Linked DNA regions of Homo sapiens: all the other regions are linked to region 3. A link is an interaction called in ENCODE POLR2A ChIA-PET data of the cell type or tissue named here. Cell type or tissue: MCF 10A. All regions are shown on one strand. Each heading gives the region's core, and the rest is flanking DNA. Links, peaks and the distances in the headings are about the cores only.

Region 1 (5,733 bases), core at 500-5,499, 150 kb after region 3:
AAGTCCACACAATTCTGCCAACAAAGAGGGAGAATGATCCTTATTGGATTCCAACAATTTATACTAACTGTTTTTCCTCATTTTCCCTTCACTTGATTTCCTCAACTGTTTGTCATTTTTCTAATGATGCATAGTTTTACAAGGCAGTCTCAAGTCCTTTGTGAAATGAGACAGGGTTTAACAAAGTGTTTCCATAGACACCCACTCTGCACACATACTGAGGTCTAGAAAATGTTCCCTGCCACCTGAGGTTGAGATCTGACCTGACACCTAACTCTACGGTCAATGCCAGGCCAACAGCATCAGCCTCACCCAGGATTTTGTCAGAAACACACGCTCTCAGGCCCCTCCCCAGACCTGTGTTGGAAACTTTGGGGACTCTGTTGCATGCTTAAGTTGGAGAACCATCACTGTAGACATTTGACTCAAATCAGAAACACTTCCCCTCCTACTTCCCCATTCACGGCCTCTATACCCACCATCCTAAAGCTGTATAAAAGCAAGGGAAACATCAGAATTAGACAGGACTGTGTTCAGCTCCACCTTCTAGCATTCAGGGTGACCTTGTGCAATACTGAGTCTGGCTTCTGAGGCTGGGCTTCCCAATCTGTACAACAGAAACCTCATGCTACCTAGTGAGGCTGCTGTAAGAATTAGCAGTAGTTCTCAATCAACGGCAGCAGCGATCCCTTCTGTGTCGTAACACCCTTGCCTCTCTGCAGTAATATGAAGGCACATATTGCTTTTCAATTACACAGCCTGCATCTTTCCCTCCATGGGAATTGCAATCCATTTCAGCTGATAGATGAGTCAAGAAAAAAATGGCAATAAACATGAAGATACAGAAGGAGCATAGTGAAGAAAGCAAGCAAAAGAGAAAAAGAAGGGATGAGAAGAAAGCAAAACATAGGTGAGAAAAAAAAGGAACAGGAGAAGTTTAGGAAGAATGAAGAAGGAAAAAAGTGACCAGGAAGCAGGTGGGGAAAAAGAGAAAAGAAAAAGTGGGGAAAGAGAAAAAATGATGAGAAGAGAGAAAGCATCAGTGGAAGGGAGGGAAATGAATGAGTCCAAGTTCTGCTGGGAGCCGAGCTTTCTGTCCCTCCTAGCATGAGACTCTACCTAATTACCCTGCCCCTCCAAGCCGCTTCTCAGGCTGGAAAGTGGTCTTCTGTCTGGAAAAAGCCATAAGCATCTTATGTACATATGTTCCACCTAATCCCTGGCAGTGCAGCCTGGGTGCCTGCAGATGGGGTCATGGGTTTGTGCCAGCTGCCACGTGGTGTGGGCAGCTCAGGCAACTCCAGTCCTGGATACCCACAAGCCAGAAGCTCAAGTGGCACCCTTCATCTCCCCAGACCCTGGCCAGGAGCAGGAAGGACTTCTTCCTTTCCCAATTTAAGGGCTGGAAACCAAAGAGAGTCCAGATTCTATTTCCAGTCTCCTCACATTGCTTCCTCCCTAAGCTTTTCCTCCCAAAGCCAGCTTGGTCTGGATGGGCAAGCATCCAGTTCTTTCAAATGAAAAGATGAGAATGAGAGAAAGAAAGGGGGAGAGAACAGAGGCACAGGGAGGAAAGGAAGGAAGAATGGAGAAGAGGAAGAAGGGAGAAGAGGAGAGGAGAGGAGAGGAGGCGAGGGGAGAAGAAGGGAACCAGAAGGGGAACCTGTCCTTGCTCACTCTCTTTCACTTAAAATGTAACTCTACCTGGAGACAAAGAATTTGCCCAAAAGAGCATCGCCCCCGACACGGATTTTTTTTTCACAAGTTTCGGTTTTCCTCTTTCTTTTCTTTCTTTTTTAAAAGCAGGAATGAATTCAATCCTAGAGTCTCATGAGAGGAGATCACTCAGCCTGCTAGAAGGACCATCCTGTCTGGAATCACAGGAATTAAGAGAAACCACAACTTTTCTCAACTCTCAGCGCAACATAAAACATGTCAGCACTTGGGAAAAGGCAGGTGAGTGACAAAGAAAAGCCCTTGCAATGAACTCATTCCTTCCTGGTTGTCTGTCCGGGTCTGCTTGCTATCCACTCGCCAATCTAGAGACCTCTCTCTCCACACCCTCCTCTCCAGAACCCACCCCACATCCTGACCGCTCTGCAAAATGATAGGTGTGATTAACCTGCCACACACTTGAACTTAGAGAGAAAGTGTGTTAAGGAAACAGGAAAGGGAGGGGAAATAATGTGAATATCAAATGTATGGTATATACCAAGTAGGTTAGCAGGGCAAGCCTTAAGTGAAGGGTGAGAAAGCAGCATTCGGCCGCACAGGTGCACTTGGGGAGTTGAGAGTTAAGCTTCATTCACTCACATTTCATTCTGCAGCGACAAAGGCTGCGAAGAACCACCTTGAGCTTAAAAAATGCCCAAGCATGATGGGACAGAATAGGATGGGTTACCAGGGAATCTTAAGATGGGGTCGGCGATGCTCCACAGAGCAGTTGGTCTTGCACCTAAGAACACCTTATGTGTAATTCGCCAAGGTTAAGCAGGGCCCCTCTCAGAATTTCACCTTGGCCCCTCCTTCATGGCCATGGTTTTAGGGCAGCACCTCCAATGAGAATGGAAAAGGGCACACCTTTTGCTTTTCCCCAGACACAGAATTCAACCACTAGTGCAATGCGTGGAGAACACAGACTTTCCAGGCTTCCTGTTTAAATCTCTCCAAGGAAAGGTATTTACAACACACCAGGCTGGGATGAGTCATTCAAAATACTCAAGAATTTTCAGCTCCATTTTAAAGGCAAACAAGCCGGATCTCTTCAAAAACTGCCTTTGGGAAGGGCCGAAGAGTAGTCAGGAGATTCTATCCTGACTTCATCTGGCCATCTATGTAACGAATGATTGCTCTGGTATCTCTTTACTCAGGGCCAGCTCTGCCACACACCCCACCCTCCACCTCTCCATCCAGCTAATCCTCACCATGGCGCCCTCCAGAGCATTCCCAGGCCAGCTTCTGACACCTCTACTACCTCTGACTGAGGGGAGCAGTAATTTTTTAAAAAAGAAAAGAAATCCCCACTTTTTTTTCTCCTTCCTTAGGGCAGAAAATCCAGAATTATTAAATAATGATAACCTAAAGCTGTACAACATAAATTACTGACAGTTTCCCCTTGGAAGACTGAAAATAAAATTACCTTAAGCCAGCATAATTCCTTAGCACACAAAGGCAAGCTCTAAAATAGCAAACATGGACTGAAGCTTTGCACATTTCCAGGTAACTTTCTGTACACAAATATGGAGCAGCCCATTCCTTACTAGTAAATATCCACTTCCAGATGGAAGCTTGGGTGAGCCTTGTCAGGAAATTCTCTGTTTCTTGGAAGCAAAGAAGTCCATTATGGAAGATTGGAGGTCTATTTTTTTTTTTATTTTCTTCAGAGACAGGATCTCGCTATGTTGCCCAGGCTGGTTGCAAACTCCTAGGCTCAAGAGATCCTCCTGCCTTGGCCTCCCAAAGTGCTGGGGTTACAAGCATGAGCCATCATGCCCAGCCAAGGCTGCAGGTCTAAAGAGAGGTCCCCAGAAGTTATCTTTGAGGTCACTCATGTTCCAGGAACTCCATCTTTGTGTATGGCTTCTGGAAGCCACAGAAGGACTGTCTGCCCAAAGGACTTGGGAAGGGCCCCAGACTCCAGTGCCCCGGTACTAACAACGTCTTTCTGGTGTGCATTCACACAAAAGCGCATAACTACTTTTCTCTTGAACAAAACCAGGGATAACAAATCGTGATTGTAATTTTACAGGTGTCTTTTTAAGAAATAATATACTTTATGTTTCAGAACAGTCTTAGATCTACAGAAAAATTCACAAAATAGTACATAGAGTTCCCATGTACCCTGATACCCATTTTCTTCTATTATTAACATCTCACATTATGATGTTGCACTTGTTAACAATTAATGAACCAGTATTGATAATGAAGTCCATACTTTTTTCAGATTTCCTAAATTTGTACCTTAGCTTTCTGTTACATTTTGTTTTTCCTTTCTGGGCACTGCATTACATTTAGAGATCATATCTCCTTCAGCTCCTCTTGTCTGTGATAGTTTCTCAGACTCTCCTTGTGCCTTGTGTTTGATGACTTTGGCAGTTTTGAGGAATACTGCTCAGGAATTTTGTAGAGCATTCTTTGACTGGGTTTGTCTAATGCTTTTCTTATGATTAGACTAGGTTATGGGCTTTTGGGAGAAAGAGCATAAAAGTGAAGCACCGTTCTGCTCATATCATGCCAAGCTTACACGCCATCAACGTGACCTATGACTATTTGTGCTGACCTTGATCACCTCGCTGAGGTACTGCTGGTCAGATTTCTCCACTGTGAAGTTACTCTTTTTCCCCTTTCTCCATAAGGAAGTCACTATGTGCAGTGAACACTTAAGGAGTGAAGAGCTATGCCCCACCTGCTTGAGGGTGAAGTTATCTACATAAATTCATATCTGGAATTCTTGTATATGAGAGATTTGTTGACCTGTCCCATTTATTTAATTATATCAGTATAGACTCATGGACATTGATTTTATACTTTGCATTATAATTCAATGCTACTTTATTCTATTGCTCAAATAAATTTTGAGCAATAAATTTGCTCTTTGGCCATTGGGAGTTCTTTCCAGTGGCTCTTGTGCCCTTTTGACATATCCCCATCAATTTGGCAGAAGGAAGAGAACACTTCCTTACTTTCTGGCACTACAGTATGCCTCAGGCTCATTTTGTATTTTTTTGCCCCAGTCCTATTTCTCCAAGGAGCTCTGGGTCCTTTTATGTGAGAATGATGCTAGAAACCAAGATCTGGGTGCTAGGTGTACTCCTTGCTACTAGGGTGTCTTTTTATTGTTTGTTTGTTTGGTTGGTTTTTTAGACCCTGTCAGCTGACAGAGAAAAGAAGTATTTGTTTGTATACTACTGTATATACATACATACCACACATACACACACACACACACGTACATACATACATTTATATACATACAAACATGCATACACAGTTTTTTATATATATAATATTTCTATATGTAACCATCTTATATTAAGTTAAACATGAGTTTTTACTGATGTTTCCAACTGTAAGCTGTTACCACATGGACCATTCTAGCTTCTTTCTCTTGATTTTCTGTAAATACCGACTCCAACAGTGTGAAATCTCTCTCCTACCATCCACTATTCATTTATTTCATGTTCATTACAGTATAGCTATAGCAATAATAAGAATTGTTAACCTGTAACACTGTGAGAAAGAACGTTATCAGCTAGAGTACAGTGCTTGTGTGCAGTCATTTTGCCTTTAGTCTTACATAGTCTACTCATTTCCAGTAGTATTTAGGTCAGTACCGTTTCTCCCACCCTCTTCAGTGAGGTTGTTCCATACATTTTTAATACAGTTAGCCTCTCTTATTACAGTCTGCATTTCTTCCTGAGATCCCACAACCTTCTAAATGACCTTTTCTTTTTATACACTGTATATATTAAAATTTTATGGGTTTTGACAAATGCATAATGTCATGTATCTGCCATTATAGTACCATCCAGACTAATGTCACCACCCTAAAAACCCCTGTGCGTCATCTCTTTGTCCCTCCCAACTAACCCCTGCCAACCACTCATCTTTTTACTGTCTCTGTGGTTTCGTCTTCTCTGGATTGTTGTATAGTTGGAATCATTCAGTATGTAGGCTTTTCAGATTTGTTTCTTTTACTTAGTAATATGCATTTAAGGTTCTTCCATGTCTTAT
Region 2 (5,733 bases), core at 176-5,175, 160 kb after region 3:
TCCAGGAAAGTCAGCATAATAGGGTAGGTACATATAAACATTTTACTCCATAAGAATTCTTCTGTCAAAAAGACTTTCATCTTTGCATTTTGATTTTAGGGTTAAGAAGTCTGATGCTTTATTAAACTGGAAAACTCACCTGCCCAAAACCATTGCTTTCTTCAATGGTTCTGCACTACTGAAATCACTCAGTACTTTCTGACAAACAACTTAAAATGAACCCATCCTATACTACTGTCTGACCTTTAAAGAATGTGTAGAAACCTTTTAAAGTAGTATCTGAGCTGGGCGCGGTGGCTCATGCCTGTAATCCCAACACTTTGGAAGGCTGAGGGGGGCTGATCACCTGAGGTCAGGAGTTCGAGACCAGCCTGGCCAACAAGGCGAAACCTGTCTCTACTAAAAATACAAAAAATTAACCAGGCTTGGTAGCACAGACCTGTAATCCCAGCTACTGGGGAGGCTGAGGCACAGGAGAATCACTTGAACCCAGCAAGCGGAGGTTGCAGTGAGCCGCGATCATGCCACTGCACTCCAGCCTGATCAAGAGTGAGACTCTGTCTCAAAAAAAAAAAATAGTATCTGTACTGTAAGAAAATTACCAATGAATGTTTATTACTCCCAGGCTAATATTCAATAGCAACTTTTCCCTAAATCTATTTTCTGACGTCCTGAAGGACTTCTACTAGAGCCAGGAAGTATCATTAGATTTCCATCATTGACACCCTAACAAATCTTAGAGACTAAGGAGTCACATTTGCAGCCTGCTGGCCATCTCAAAAGCCTGTGCCTCTACTGAGGGAGTGGGAGAAAAAAGACCTCAGGACCAGAATTTAGTGAGATATTCTATAAACTCCAAATCCAACCATTTTCCATCCATTCATTCAACATATATTTATTGAGCTCCTCATGAGTGCCAGCCACCATCTAGGCATTGGAGATAGAGTGGTGAACAAGCCAACTAAGTCTCTGCTTCCATGGAACTTGTACGTTCTAGGGAAGGAGAGAAATCAGTAAACAAATGCATGTGTAAGACAATAGTCATCGAAGAGAATTTTAGGCAGGGATAAATACTACTAAGAAAACTAAGGCAGGCCAGTCATGGTGGTTCACACATGTAATCCCAGCACTTTGGCAGATCACTTGGCCCAGAAGTTCAAGACCAGCCTGGGCAACATAGTGAAACTCCGTCTCTACAAAAAAAATACAAAAATTAGCAAGTCTGGCTGGGTGCAGTGGCTCATGCCTGTAATCCTAGCACTTTGGGAGGCTGAGGTGGGTGGATCACCTGAGGTCAGGAGTTCAAGACCAGCCTGGCCAACATGGCAAAACCCCATCTCTACTAAAAATACAAAAATTAGCCGGGCATAGTGGCATGCGCCTGTAATCCCAGCTACTTGGGAGACTGAGGCAGGAGAATCGCTTGAACCCAGGAGGTGGAGGTTGCGGTGAGTGGAGATTGCACCACTACACTCCAGCCTGGGCAACAGAGTGAGACTCAGTCTCAAACAAAAACAAAAGCAAAAACAAAAACAAAAATTAGCCGGGCGTAGTGGCACGTGCCTATAGTCCCAGATACTCGGGAGGCTCAGATGGGAGAATCACTTGAACCCAGGGAGCAACAGAGTGAGACCCTTTCTCAAAAACGCAAACAACAACAACAAAAATTAGCCAGGTTTGGTGGCTTACACCTGTGGTCCCAGCTACCTGGGAGGCTGAGATGGGAGGATCAAGGATCAAGGAGGTTGAGGCTGCAGTGAGCCATGATTGCACTATTGAACTCCAGCCTGGGCAACAGAGCAAGACCTTGTCAAAAAGAAAAGGAAGAACGAAGGAAGAAACTAAGGCAGAATGGGAGATAGTGATGATGGGTGGGTGGGGTTGCATTCCACAGAGCTGTCAGATAATGGGAGGAAGGAGCTAGACATGGAGGGTCTGGGAAAAGCATCCCAGGATGAGGAACCAACAGAGATCCTGTGTCGCAGGACCAGGTTTGGAGGCTGCTGGCACCATGAGGACGTGAGGGCTGTAAGCTGGCAGAGCTCTTAGAGTGAGCATGCTGAGAGCTGTAGGTCATGGGTCGGAGCGTGGGTTCTATTCTACTGTGACAGGAAGTCATGCCGTGAGAGGATTTCCCCGCAGTGAAGTCAGGTGATTCGTGTCCTTAAATGCTGCCCGAGGACTTCTGAGTAGGTGGAGCCTAGGGAGGGAGAGCAGAGGCAAGGGGATCAGTCGAGCCCCGCTGGTGGGATGAGTCTGCCGGGACAAGGGGTGCTAGCTGTGGTCCTCGTCTGCCTTGTTCTCAGCTGTATCCTGGCCCCCAGATGAAGCCTGGCCACAGTGTACTTGGTAAATAGTGGTTGCAGGAATGACTGAAATCCTGGCCTGAGTGAGCTCACAACTTTCCATATGAGGCAAATAAGCAGATCTGTTGGTTATGACCCAGATACGTGGTGACCAGGGCAAACGTTTGTCAGAGGAGTGACGGGTGGGGGCTGGACTGTCTTCCCGGTACAGCTGTGGAGGAAAGCAGGCAGTGCAGCTGGGACATGCAGCCGCTGTCCCCTGGGGCTGGCGGAAGGGTGTGGAGTGACGGAGAGGGAGAGCTGCTGATCAGGGAGCTGGGCATCCCGTTGCAGCCTTACTGGGAAGCTTGCATCCCAGAGCCGACTTGCCTCACCTTTATTCAGGGATTCAGGCCCTTCCCCTCCCCCAAGGGCTTGCTTAATTCCCCTGGCTTCCTTGAGGCATACTCAGAAATTCCTTTCAGTTCCCCTTTCTGCTGGCTGTGCTTGAGGCAGGGATGGGCCAAATACCCTCCACGCCCTTGGTCCATCCAGAAGTACTGAGTCAACAGCCCTTTCCCAGAATCTACCTCCATCTCTTTCCACACCTGCAGCCGGACTGTTCCCAGGAATGAGGTGGGGCAGGACCTGAGAGCAAAGTGTGAGCTGGTGTGCAGAACCACCCGGAGGTGGAAGGAAGCTAGAATCTAGTGTAGGGTGCCTCTGACACTTGTCCCACACATAGATCTCCCAGGGATGACTGTGTGGGTCCGAGGTGGGATGGAAAACTTGCATTTCTTACAGGCTGCTGGGGATGCTGGTGCTGAGGCTTCCGATCACCCTGGAGGCACGGCTCTGTATGAAGGCAGGGTGAGGTTGGCAGAGGAGAGATAAATACAGTCACAATTTACTGAGTGCCAGACACCGGGCTAAGGGCATTATGTGAATAATCTCTTTTAATCCTCACCAGCCCTGTGAGTTGGCACCATTATTATGCCTATTTAACAGATGAGATTTAGAAAGACTGGTGAACTTGCTCAAGGTCACAGAGCTTGCAAGTGAGACTTGAACTCAATTGTCTGACTCCAGCAGTTGAACTATTAAGAGAAATTCCGAGAGGATAAATCTTGATCGTCTGACTATGATGTGTTGTAAGCAACAACTAGAGAAAAGATCAAGAAATGAAAAAAGATGCCCATACAGCCAACAAAGGGAAGGGTGTATATTGTATATGCAGCTATGACTGGACCCAGTAGAATTTCAGGATGCCTCAACTTCTGAACCAATCAAGATTAAAAATAGCTGTGACAAAAGAAAAAAGATAGCATGACACATTATCCTCTTTGCTTCGAATCTATCTAAAAATCTATATTTCAGGATAAAATTCCCTTCAGATTTAAAAATTTCTCTTTTATTTTTGTTGTTCTACCCCACCACATCCCAGGGCGTTTCGTTCAAAATATGTAGTAAGTTATTTCTCTAAATTGTCTTTGTTTTTTATGTATAAAGTATAATAGATAAGCACCTAGTATAAATTATTTCAGATTACTATACTACTGTACAAGGTAAACAGGAGATATGCTGAAATGCAGTTGTGGAGTTACGGCCTGACTTGGTATGAATAGCCTTTAGGTGTTGGACAGGGAAAAAAATGTTGGACAGAATTCTCCTTGCTGGACATCGTGCACATTGAAAATTAAAATACGTCGTGGAATTTAAGTATTTATAATCAGCACAACTCAAGTAAAAGCAACAATCTGGTTTAAATCCTTCACAAAAGGAAACTCAACGTTGGAGCATCTGAAGGGCGTACTAGCCCAACTGTTTTCTTTCCTAGGGAGAAAGTCCCTTGAATGTTACACAGGCTTAAAGCATGACCTTGCATTTTCATCCCTTGGCTTCCTCATTTTTGTAGATTTCAAATCAGACCCGAAAGACCGTCTCACGTGGTTAAATAATGTAGTGTCTGGGTTAATGACTCCAAAATGCAAAATGAGACCGGAGAGAGAACAGACTGTTTCTCCTATAGGCTGCCCTAACTCTCAGCCTCTGGGTCCTCCAGGCGCCCCATAAACATAATCTTGTGCGCTTCTGCTCATCACACCTTGTATGAGTACTCCACGGGTTTATTATACACGCAGGCTCTTGGTGGGGAGACAACAGTGAAACTGATAGATTGTAATTCACGTTCCAGTGAATCCTATGCAGGAGGGGAGGAGTCTGACCACAATAATGAGGCGTTCTTTGTCTTAGTTTTGCTTTTTTAACAAGTTTCCTAAACCTTGGTGAGCTCCATGCTCAAAGGAGTTCAGGGGCATTCTATTCAGGAAATTCTGTTTTTCCTTATAAAATTGGAATTAAAATGCTCTCATCTGCACTTGCTCCCCCAGGCCTTGGAGACTTGGTCCTGGGGACTCCCATGTGTGCAGACCTTGCATTGTCACCCGTGGTGCTTTTTCTCAGCTCCTCCTCTGAGTGGCAGAAGGAACGCTAAAACTCAGATTTCCTGCTTCCACTGCAGGCCTTTCTTCAGATGCTGAATGCCTTTCTACGTTCACTCCGGAATTATTAATATCGGACTGACACCCCCCTGCTTCCATCCTCAATTCCTGTACATATATGCCTGATGTCATCTAATGTTTTCCCTTTGGGGGAAAACAAATTCCAGCTTTCCAACAGAAAGCCCTAGATTTATCAACTCTTCAAGGCTCTCTGTATACAGCATTTTGAATCTAGACAAAATACATAAAGAGTTGATACCTTAGTTTCCAAGAAAATTATGAAAGCAAGCCCTGCTGTTTATGATTATGGGCTCTAAATGTGTAGCCCGGCCCTGTCCAATAGAAATATAATACAAGTCATGCACAGGATTTTAAATTTTCTAGTAGCCATGTTCTAAGAAAAGTAACAGATAAAATTAATATCAACAATATATTTTATTTACCTCAGTGTAACCAAAATAGCATTTGAACATATAGTTAATAGTAAAACAATTGTTAATGGGCAATTTTGCATTCCTTTTCACTCTAAATCCTCAAAATCCAGTGTGTTTGTTACAATGACAGCGTATCTTGATTATGACAAGGCACATTTCAGGTGCTTGAGAGCCCGGCATGGCCAGTGGCTGCAGTGTTGGACAGAACTGGGGTGGCCACTCACGTAATAGCTGGAAAAATCTTCGGTGAGTGCTTTAACTTCTCTACCCCTTCCATGTTTTCCTTCTTAAAGATAGGCCACTGGCTCCGCCTGTCTCTGGATAGCCTACCTATTACACATTCAATAGAAGGAAGGCAAGGAGGGAGGGAGGGAGGGAGGGAAGGAAGGAAGGAAGGGATTAATTTTCTTTTTATGCCTCTTAAGTCATCCCATCTAAAAATATTAAGTATAAAGTCTGTCAACATTAACATGTATTTTTTAACCAGGCAAGGCAGCGTGCACCTGTAGTCCC
Region 3 (5,733 bases), core at 222-5,221:
TCTAAAGAGTGAAGAGAAAATGTGGTTGGAAGATGTGTTCTTCTACCTTTACATCATAAATTTCAGAACAGTGCATTTCATGACCAGAAGATGAATTACTGTTCACATTTTTCTGCATGCTCTGGATAAGATTTGCAATTGTGATCATTGCCAATGGAAGCACAGTAACAGCTTTCAGAGGGTCAGTGGAAGCCAGTATGGAAGATATACGCTGGACAAGGCAGCCTCTTGAGTGATGATGTAACTACCATTAAACACATGGTATCAGGGAACTACAGAGGTATGATCTGTGTTGCTTCAATACAAAAAAGTGAAGAAGAGCCACGGCACTGCCAGTAATAATGACGTTCCATGAGAGATATACAAGTAGCCAGAACTTTTGCCACTAAGAAGAAACTTCACACTGAAAGGACAATAGATAAATATGTAAATGCATCTTGTCTACCTATCACTCTAAATCAATTGATCAGTGTATACATCACCATGCCTCATGAATTTTGTCATAAATTTTTAATCAAATTGTTTATGCAGAGGATTCACGAAAATGAGAGAGATAATCTGCCCTGGATTAATCAATGACATTTACCAAGCTCTAATAAGAACAAGAATTGTGCTAGATACCATGGATACAATAAAGAACAATGCACAAATGGACTAAATGTAACTCACTGTCTAAACTGGTAGCAATGCATATAGACAGACGCAGGGTGTCCTGAGCAGGGACATAGGAAGGGGTGATGGAATGAACACCCAGCGATGGTTCCGTACTGATGTTCCCAGTTGAAGTCATCAAAAAGGTGACCACTCCACAGGAACTCCATTTGAGGGCCTTGTTCAATGGGACTTTTCAGCCATCCTCCCAATCCAAGTATTTTCTTCACCTATTAAACTTGTCTTTGATTAGCTCTCCATTGGTCAGAGATTCTGTGAGATACCTATGAAAAGATGGAAGTGACACTTACATATGCCTATCCCAACAGCCTAGCTGGAAATCACCAAAATGAGGCAAGAGAACAGGGTTTTTAGTGAACCTTTTTCCTGTGTGCCTGTTCTAGTTGAAGAATCTGGGTTTAATAGACCTAGAATTCTTTATAAAAGAATTCTTGCCAGGCCAGGCGTGGTGGCTTACGCCTGTAATCCCAGCACTTCAGGAGGCCAAGGCAGGTGTATCATGAGGTCAAGAGTTTGAGACTAGCCTGACCAACATGATGAAACCCCGTCTCTGCTAAAAATACAAAAATTAGCTGGACGTGGAGGCACATGCTTGTAATCCCAGCTACTCAGGAGGCTGAGGCAGGAGAATCATTTGAACCTGGGAGGCGGAGGTTGCAGTGGGCCGAGATCGCACCATTGCACTCCAGCCTGGGCGACAGAGTGAGACTTTGTCTGAAAAAAATAAAATAAAAAAATAAAGAATTCTTGCAACCACACCTCACAGATCACAGTTCCAGAACTGCTGCAGAAGAAGGTCTTTCTGAAGAAGGTACAAAGGGGAAAGATAAAGGTGCTGGGTTTTATCTCTGGTCCTGGTCAGAATCAACTCAGTCTTTACCAACAGGGATTGTCCCATCTGTCATCCTTGGTTACACAAGCCCCATCAGGCAGAATGGGGGAAGGACTGAGCTCTGGGCCTGGTGAGCACCACTGAGCGCCCCACTGCTACTTCAGGAATCGCCTATCAGGCTGGTGGGTGGGGTAGGAGTGAAAATAATCAGCACCAGTTTTGGAGTCCAGTCTAGAAGTGGCATTTGACCAGACCCCCCCATAGCTCTTGAGGGTCTTTTCTGAGGACCTTTACTGCAGTCTATGCAAAAAACCCACTCATAGTCCTCAGTAACTTCCAGTCCTCCAAAGCCATACAGTGTGGTCATTTTACTCATCCTCTAGGCTTTCTTTAGTTATTCATGCAAAGATAGGCCTGGCCTTGGGTGTCTGTAGCGAGGCCACAAGGCCTTGGATCAGAACAGCAACGTCAGGGAAAACAAAATCCAAGGGGCTGCCCAGTCCAAGGGCAAACTGGGAGTCTAGTCCCCATCTTGTAACCACGATCTCTACCTTGCGATGCTGCAGGGGCACCTCTTCTGCCTTTCACCTAGGCTCCTGGCAAAGGCCTTGCAAAGCATTATTCAGGGCACTGTGTGAGGCCAGAGAAGGAACTGAGGAAGACCACACCCATACACAGAGATGAAGAGTGTGGAGTGACAGGAAGGCGGGGCTTGAGCTGGTGGCAAAACGGGAAAAGTTCCCTTATCCCCGTGGCAGGGCTTGCGATGGAGGTGTGGCTGGCTTCTTCTGTGCCCCGCTGCTCAAACCTGTAGGGGGAGCATGCAGATGGGCAGGTGGTGGGGCTCCAACCCCACAGCAATGTCTAAGGGTGAATGTTTACAGCTCCTGAGGTCCCAATGGGCCTGTGTTACAGGATGCTGTTTCAGTTGAGCCATCCCTAGTCAGCTGTTAGACCTCCTGCCTTATTCCAAGGACAGAGGCTTTCTGTATCCTGAGGTTTCTTGCCTCCGTGCACCAAAAGAATCAGATCACACATGGGCTTGGAGAATGAGTGCAAGGTTTTATTGAGTGGAAGTAGCTCTCAGATGGGGGAGCCAGAAGGGAGACGGAGTGGGGAGGTGGTTTTCCCCTCTGAAGTCGGACCGCTCCGTGGCCAGGCTGTCCTCCAGCTGCACTGAGTGGTTCTGCCTGTCGATGGCCTGCCAGCCTGCCGTGGGCCACTATCAGTCTGCTCTTACACCGGTGTGTTCCTCTTGACGTCCAGAGGCTTGTGTGCGTGCCTGCTAAGCTCTCAGGTTTTTTTACAGGCACAGAATGAGGGTGTGGTAGGCCAGGGTAGTCTTGGGAAATCCAACATTTAAGCACGAAAACAGAAATGCCTGTCCTCACCTAGGTCTGTGGGCACAGGCCCGGGGGTGGAGCCCTAGCCAGGGACCACACCCTTCCCTTCCCAGCACTTCCCCGCCCCCCTTCCGTATCAGTAGCTTGAGGGAGTTACTTCTCAGGGAGATGTTTTGGTTTTTAGGGAGAAGACAAAACCTCCAATTTGAAAAACAAAGCGAGTCCTTTGGTGAGGGAAACACTGGACACACAGAGGGCGGGCTGGAAGGGCAGGTGCTGGGAAGACAGCAAGGAGTGCAGACCCACTGGGGAGGCAGCCTGGGAAGATGTTTATTTTCTGAGAGACGAGGAAAGACTGGGAAACGGAGAAATTTTTAGGGTGGAGGGTGGGAAACTTGGGAAACAGCAGATGGTCTTAATCTTCTGAGAAAGGAGGCAGTGCCAAGCCTGGCTGGGGCGACAGTGGGAGTGTGGGCTGAGGGATGGTGGGGACATCCTCTGCTAGCTGCTGAAGGTCTAGGATGGGCACTGAGGCGAGCCTCAGCGGTGCTCCCCGGGCTTGCCTCCCAGGAGGGACCCTGCAGGAAGGTGTCCAGATGCAGAGCCCCAACTCCTCCCCCAGAGACTTGGATTCAGTAGAACTGGGATAGGGTCCAAAATCTGTATCATTAGGACACTCTCAGAGTATACTTGTCATCAGGCAAAGCCTGGAGAAATAGCAAAAAGAACCGTTAGCCCCAGGGAGAGCCCACTGGAGGCTGGAAACGGGAAGTATTGGGGAATCACTTAGTATCCTTTATCACAGACTCTGCTGCCCAGAACCCTGGGGGAGAAAGCTGACAGGGGAAGGAGTGTGTAGCCACGTGGGATGTACCCAGGAGGGGAAGGTATCTCCAGGAGGGTAGAGTCCATCCAGGAGGGTGAGGTCTAGTTGGGGGGATGGGGTCTACCCAGAGGGGTGAGGTCTGGCTGGAGGGGGGATGGGGACAGTCCAGGAGGGAGAAGTCTAGCTGGGATGATGGGGTCTGTCCAGAGGATCAGGTCTAGCTGGGTAGAAGGGGTCTACCCAGGAGAGTTCTGGTTGGGGAGATGCATCTACCCAAGAGGGTGAGGTCTAGCTGGGGGGATGGGATCTGTCCAGGAGGATGAAGTCTAGCTAGGGGGATGGGGTTTACTCAGGAGGGTGAGTTCTGGTTGGGGAGATGGGTCTACCCAGAGGATGAGGTCTAGCTGGGGGGAGAGGGTCTGTCCAGGAGGGTAAGGTCTCTCCATAGGGTGCTTTGGGAGGTCTGGGGCTTGGGGTTCCTGTGATCACAGCCCAAATATATGACTTGGACCCACACTTGGCAGAGACCAAGGTGAAGACAAGACAGGACTGATGGACTCTGAGGAAAGAGCGTGGCGGGAGCAGGGTCAAGAGCGAGAGGCCAGAGTGCAAGGAAGTGGGAGGGTCTGAGGTGGGATCCCAGAGTGGGAGCTGGGGAGCTGGAGTGCTGGAAATGCTTCTCATGCTGGAGAGGCCAATCCTAGGGCTTGGTTAGACTAAGTGCGTTTAACTGGGGCAGCAGTTTTACACATGTATTTCAGGAGGAGATGATTTTATCATAAACACATTCCACTGATTCATGTGAAATCATTAAAAAAATTAAGGTCAAGGTTTTTTTCTCCTGGCTGCTTTAGGCTACATGCCCAGGACTCCTGTCCCTCTGTGGTGAGGGGATTTGGGTGGAAGAGTTTGAGAAGCTCTGCTGTGGAATCCTCTCCTTTTTAAATAAAGAGGGACACTCCAAGCCTGGCATTGAAAGGCACACCTCTCGGTGGAAGCAGTTGGCCAGGTTTTGATCCCTTAAGGATTGGAACCTTATGAAATTGCCAAGATTGGACCATGTTTGACTTGTGTAAATAGCTTCTTCCTGTGATTCAGTCTGAATTTTAGACTCCAGGTCTCATCGCTGCCTCCACCATGTGGCCTCAAGGGGGCGCCGCTCCGCCTCCTAAATCCCCAAGGACAAAGCCCACTTTCTTGGCTTCTGGAAGCAGCGCGAGGGGTCATTGGTGGAAAGAAGACTGCTGTATTTAAAAAAGGAAGCAAGCAGAGAGGAACATGAATTCAATTAGAACAGTTCCTTGTCCCCTAAAATATGGTCCCCAGACCAGCAGCATCAGCACCCCCTGGGAGTTTGTAGAATTCCTGGACACTAACCCAGATCTGCTGAACCAGAATCCACAGTTTAGCAGGACTGCCCAGGCTCTCCTACGTATGTGCGCATAGCAGAAGCACCAGTCTAGCCAGCCAAGAGTCTGCTTATTTGTCACCTGCCTTTCCAGCCCCAAGCAGTCTGGGCCCCCCTATCACTTCCCCTGGGGACACATTATTAGACCCTCCATTCTTCAAAATCAACATAAGGTGTGGCTCCCACAGGAACATGTTCCTGTCTAAAGAGCCTCCCCTTCTTTCAGAAAGTATATTCGTTATCTTTGCTGTGTAATAAATGACCCTAAAACAGAGGTTTAAAACAATAAACATTTATTTTTGCCATATGCTGTTGGTTAGAAGCAAGTCACTAATCCAGCCCAGGCTTCAAGGGAAAGGGATCACACCAGGGCCTGAATACCAGGAAGCAGGGATCACTGGGGATCATATTCCAGGCAGCCTACTGCAGGGGATAATCTCCACTCTAAGGGGCAGGCCTCAACAGGGCAGCCACATCAGAATACAAGAAAACCTCCAGAGTCATGTGGTAAGGACGACATGCATTCAGCAACAGGATGCTTGAATAAGCCTTTCAACTGTGGCTTGCAGAATGGCCACATTAGTATCAGTTGGGAAACATTTAAAAAATACCAATGCCCAGGCGCTACGCAAGACCAGTTAGATCACAATCT

What was found. Peaks named below come from ENCODE experiments on the same cell type or tissue, not always from the same donor. Only the 100,000 strongest peaks of a DNase experiment are listed, where the experiment ranks them.
Region 1: POLR2A ChIA-PET joins it to region 3 with 5 read pairs; 6 of 35 experiments call an interaction of 5 or more read pairs at or near these places.
Region 2: POLR2A ChIA-PET joins it to region 3 with 5 read pairs; 6 of 35 experiments call an interaction of 5 or more read pairs at or near these places.

The regions. Positions count from the first base shown.
Region 1 is chr6:6,840,531-6,846,263 of GRCh38, forward strand. No RefSeq gene overlaps it. Among named protein-coding and RNA genes, the nearest start is that of LINC03055, 42 kb to the right of the region's middle. In MCF 10A, for the core only: no CTCF peak of the experiment used is centred there; no DNase peak of the experiment used is centred there.
Region 2 is chr6:6,854,569-6,860,301 of GRCh38, forward strand. No RefSeq gene overlaps it. Among named protein-coding and RNA genes, the nearest start is that of LINC03055, 28 kb to the right of the region's middle. RefSeq lists an enhancer at 2,088-3,287. In MCF 10A, for the core only: no CTCF peak of the experiment used is centred there; DNase peaks (open chromatin) are centred at 2,143 and 2,763.
Region 3 is chr6:6,692,246-6,697,978 of GRCh38, forward strand. LOC101928004 (a long non-coding RNA gene) reads right to left here. Exons shown (of 5, transcript NR_187687.1): 5 at 2,547-4,917. Among named protein-coding and RNA genes, the nearest start is that of LY86-AS1, 72 kb to the left of the region's middle. RefSeq lists an enhancer at 1,978-2,927. In MCF 10A, for the core only: a CTCF peak has its summit at 4,834 (motif pointing right); DNase peaks (open chromatin) are centred at 2,886 and 4,816.